Regions from separate parts of the Homo sapiens genome. Here region 2 is linked to region 1. Evidence: read pairs that join two places in POLR2A ChIA-PET (ENCODE). Cell type or tissue: HepG2. All regions are shown on one strand.

Region 1 (2,500 bases):
TCTCCTGCTGGACTAAGCATACCACAGCCATGAGCCCAGTGCCTGGCCCAACCGGTAACCACAGAAGACCAGGTGGGCCTCGGAGAAGCGGCCAGGAGCCGCCCCCCAAGGAGGGTGGGCCTGCCGCTCCCAGCAGAGCTGCCTGAACATTGAGACCAGAGGCAAACAGAGCAGGGGACAGAGGAGGGACTCGGTGCGAGTCCGTGTTGTTTCAACCTGGCATGCTCTGCATCCAGGAACACGAACCCCAAAAGTGGGAGGACTGAGCAGAAAGCGGTGACCCGTTGGCCTGGATATCAAAGGGCTTTACAGCCTCCCATGAGCGCCCCACTGATCCTCTTCCGCCTTGGGTAAATTGAGGAGCCATACTCCTGGCTCCCCACACTCTCCTCCTCCCGCCAGGTGGCATTCCTCAGTCTCGGCAGGCAGAATCCTGCTGGCTATGGTTGGAGGGAGCTTGTGGGAGTGACCTCACGCCCCTTAGTACAAAGTGGCTGACTGGACACTGGCAAAGCTGCCAGGGCCAAGTTGGGGGAAGGAGTCACCTCTTTGCATTGATCACCTGACATCTATCAGGCACTAAGCCGTGCATTTCAGACTCCAATCCAAGCAATTTTCTCCAATCCAAGCAATGACTGTGAGTTGTAACTTATTCTGCCCCTTCCACAGATGAGAAAACACAGCTTGGATGAGTTAAGTACTTGCCACTTGTATGTAATAACACACAGAACTGGGATTTCCATCCGGCTCTCATTTCTCTGTTGCCATTTTTTTTATGCAAACCAGCACTCTCTCTACAGTGTTCCTCAAATGCCCCTCTGACCGCTGACCCTCTGTTTGTCTAAAGAGTGCAAAACAAAAGGCATCAAAATAGCTCTCCACATGCCAAACAGGTGCAGGTCAGGGAAGAAGCTGAGTTCCCAAGACCCTTTCCTGCCATCTGCTGGTCGTCTGCCACAAGCCCCCTGCAAATTGGCCAACATGACGTGTCACGTAAGTGGAGCCCATGCCTGTCCTACAGAGTGCTCAATGCAGGCATCAGCCTGGAGTCGAACACCCCTTCCCAGGCCCAGGGCAGGAAGCACTTCTTCCCCAGCCAGTGATTCACTGAGCACCCATGACACGCTTGGTATCAGTTAGCTCACTACGGTCCTCATGACCACTGTGTGCAGGAGATAATGAGGAAACTGAGACTCAGAGAGATTGGGTGACTATGCTATGAACTAGAAAATGAAAGACTGAAACTCAGGATCTGACCTGGGCCTCCATCCGTGGTTGGTTGGTTGGTTTGACTTACATTACTTACATTCTGTGTGCCTCAGTTTCCTCTATGTAAAGTGGGGATAACAAGAGTACCTTCTCATAGGACTGCTGCAATGATTAAACAAGCAAATGAATGCTGGGTGCTGATAATAGGACATGGCGAAAACCAAATAAATGGCCATTTGCCTGCACATCACACATATACTCACATACACTCACATATTCACACGTGCACATTCACACACATACACACACACTTACACACACACTCACACACATATATGCACATATATACTCACACTCACATATTCACACATGCACATTCACACACATACACTCACACACACACACTCACACACATCCACATATATAATCACACTCACATTCACACATACATTCACACATGAACTTACATACACACCCACATACACACATACATACACTCACACACTCACATATATACTCACATATACACATACACTCACACACTCACACATGTACACACACACATACACTCACACATACATGCACTCACAAGCCTACACACACACACGTGTCCACACATGCACGCACGCAGGCTGGAAAGCAGTGGGTAGCAGGAAACCGCGCACCACCTAGAGCTGGCTGCCTCCACCTGGTCTCTAGGCCCTCACTGTCCAGCATGTATCCTTGAGTGAACTACACAGGCCACTGAGCCTCACTGTCCTCCTCTGTAAAATGGAGAGAGTGGGACTCCTGTGCCACAGGCCTGCTGGAAGGGCCGGGACGTGTGCAACATGGTGTGGAAGCTCTGAAGTGCTCTGTAAGTTTTGACTCTTCAGTTAGGCTGACACTGCAGGGGGATGTGGCCCACTAGCATCATCTGTCCTCGCCCCAGGTGAGCCAGCAGGGCAGCTGGAACCTGGAGAGAGTGGGAGACTCGGTGTCCGCCTCCTGTGAACCAAGGGACTGGTGGCACGTTAATGTGGGCAGTCGCCCATGAAGCACAGCGGAGCCCCAGAGCCCTCCATCCATTGCTCAGAAAACATAACCGCCTCTTCTCACCTGCCTAGATCCAAGTGCTCTGTCCCCTTTCCCCGGCCCCATATCTCCATGATCGCCCCTCCCACCCCCCACCCCCAGAATCGAGGGATGGAGTGCTGGTAGCTTCAGTGCAAGGCTCTTCCCTGCTCTCTAGAAGAGGCATTTCAGCATTGGACGAAGGGCCCCCTTCAGCTTGAGACACCAGGCGATGGAA
Region 2 (2,500 bases), 730 kb before region 1:
AATCCCTTATGGAACCTATTGTTTGCAGGATGAAGTCTCAGATCCTCCCTTGGAACCTGGATGTGCCTGGGTCCCACCCTGCCTGCCTCTCACCTGGTCTCCTGACCCTCTCCAGCTTTTCCTAAGGTTGCCTAGAGCTGGGGGGCTTCTCCTGAGCCCACCCACAGGGCTGCAGCTCCCCCACATGTTGCTGGAGCTGTTTCCTTTCCTTTACATAATTTCTTATTCTTTTTCTCCACCTGAATAACTACATACTTATCCTTCAGGATGCACGTGTGTGTGTGTGTGCATGTGTGTATACATGTGCTGCATGCTTCCCTAAAAGAGAAGAGAAATGCTTCCAGTGACAATGAAACAGTGGCAGTGGGACAGAGCAGAAAGCTGGGGTCAGCCCCAGGGACTTCTCCACTGCCACCTCCTCTTGTGTAATTTAGGGGTGTATTAGTCTGCTAGGGCTGCCATAACAAGAAGCCACCAGCTGTGTGGCTTAAGCAACAGAAATGTATTTTTTCACCATGCTGGAGGCTGGAAGCCCAAGATCAAGGTGTTGCAAGGTTGGTTTCTCCTAAGGCCTCTCTCCTTGCCTTGCAGATGCTGCCTTCTCCCTGTATCTTCACGTGGTCTGTGTGTGCCTGTGTCCTAATATCCTCTTCTTATAAGGACTCCAGTCATATGGGATTAGGCCCCCGCAACAACTCCATCTTACCTTAATCACCTCTTTAAAGGTCTTCCCTCCAAATGCAGTCTCATTCTGTGAAATGGGGATCAAGATTTCAACACATGGATTTTGTGGGACAAGTTCAGCCCACACTGGGAAGCGGTCCTTTCTCCAACCTGGCCTCAGTTGCTCTTTCCCTCTGTAATAGGACTGTTGGGGGCTCATGACAGTAATCTTGTGGGTCCTCTGCTGCTTTCAATTTTCTGGAAGAAGAGTCAGGCAAGGTGAACCCAGAGCTGAAGCCATTCCATCCTTTTGCTGTTCTGTCAGAAAATGAGCCAGGCGTGTCAGACAGGCTTATCTGTGTGGTGCCTGAGTCCTCACTCTGCTTTCTTTTCCCTCTCTCGCAGAGAGAGATAGAGGAGCGAACCAGAGGAGGTGGGAGGTGAAAATGCCCAGATCCCTATATGGTCCACAAAGCAGGGGACCCAGCATTGAAAGGCTTAGAACAAAGAGAGCGAGTGGAGGGAAGAGGATAAGGGCACTAGTGTGAGTGTCCAGGCCTCCAGATAACAAGAAAAGCCATTTGACCCACAGTGGCTGGGGAAGTTAAGTGGCCTCTCAGGAGGGGCCGGGGGCCTCTCCTTCCTTCCCTCTAGTCTTTAGGGATGGCTCCAGCACATGCCACTGTCAACACAAGAGATAATAACTGCTCACTTCTGGGGTATCCCACTGGGGTGCCCAGGGTTGCAGGGCCCAGCCTGCAGACATCTCTTTTTGTGGGTCTCTGAGTCATCCTCCAGATGTCTGCCCTGGAGAAAATCAGGCATGGAGCCCAGGGGCTGCGGTGTGCACTTTGGAACAGGAAACATCTAACATTGCTTAAAAAAATAAAAGACTCTGCTGTGTTTACTTTTGAAACAACTTGCCAGCCCATCCTGGCAAACTGGAAGGCAGAATAACTTAATGGTTTTGGAGCAGATAGAACTCTGGTGTCCAAGTTCAAGTCCAGCTCTAGAGTCATGCTCCTTACAGTGGCCCAAGGACTGAGTGTGGATTCTGTCACGAACAGTATTTATGTGGTCATAGTCACAAATGCTCTTTAGTGATTTTCCTCTGTAAACACCCAGGTGTGGACAAGGGCATAGAACGCTCCACTATTGTTATCACAAAGGAACGGCTAAGCTGGCACTTTGCAGAGGTGCTCTCCAGTGAGAAGCGTGGCTGACCCTTCCCCAGGCTTGGACAGGCCCCCAACCCATATGCCCCTTCTGTAGGTCTCCACCTGCAGCTGTGGAGGCTTCACACAGAATGCAGTTCACATTTGGGGTTGTCACAGGTACACATTGTGATGGGATTTGCTATGTGCTTGGAGAAAGGAACAGCTTGTACTAATTCTGCAAGGTATCCATGGGCTGTGAGGTGCTGAGTAGACCTCAGGGGCAGTGACACCTGGTTACTCACATGCTTCCCTCTGCACTGGGAGCCCACCGGGCGCCAGCCAAGTCTGAAAAGCTTGTGGTGGGTCCCAGCTTGTACACAAGGCCTGGCACAAGATAGACATCAATGTGATGAAAGAAAGGAACTAGTGGAGATCTGGGGATGAGAAGAGTCCCTGGAGGGAGTGCAGGGAGAGCAGGTGAGCGGGGCTGAAGGCAGAGAGGAGGAGAGGAGAGCTGGCCTGCAGGTCACAAGAGCGTGAGCTGTCACCGGAGCCAGCAGGCATGCAACCTTCAGCAAGGCCTCAGCCTCTGCGCCCTCAGGTTTCCTCATCAGAGCACGAGGGCAGGAACAGCAACTCCAGCAAGGACTCTTGTCAGAGAAGTGATTGAATTGATATTT

The links. Peaks named below come from ENCODE experiments on the same cell type or tissue, not always from the same donor. Only the 100,000 strongest peaks of a DNase experiment are listed, where the experiment ranks them.
Region 2: POLR2A ChIA-PET joins it to region 1 with 5 read pairs; 1 of 35 experiments calls an interaction of 5 or more read pairs at or near these places.

What each region holds. Positions count from the first base shown.
Region 1 is chr10:44,924,425-44,926,924 of GRCh38, forward strand. All of the region lies in intron 1 of TMEM72 (transmembrane protein 72), which reads left to right. The region is part of intron 1 of TMEM72-AS1 (TMEM72 antisense RNA 1); the gene reads right to left. Among named protein-coding and RNA genes, the nearest start is that of TMEM72, 14 kb to the left of the region's middle. In HepG2, a CTCF peak has its summit at 949 (motif pointing left); a DNase peak (open chromatin) is centred at 967; H3K27me3 peaks cover 205 bases.
Region 2 is chr10:44,194,170-44,196,669 of GRCh38, forward strand. No RefSeq gene overlaps it. Among named protein-coding and RNA genes, the nearest start is that of LINC02881, 97 kb to the right of the region's middle. RefSeq lists enhancers at 1-337, 2,018-2,187 and a cis regulatory region at 2,103. In HepG2, no CTCF peak of the experiment used is centred here; a DNase peak (open chromatin) is centred at 1,522; H3K4me3 peaks cover 425 bases.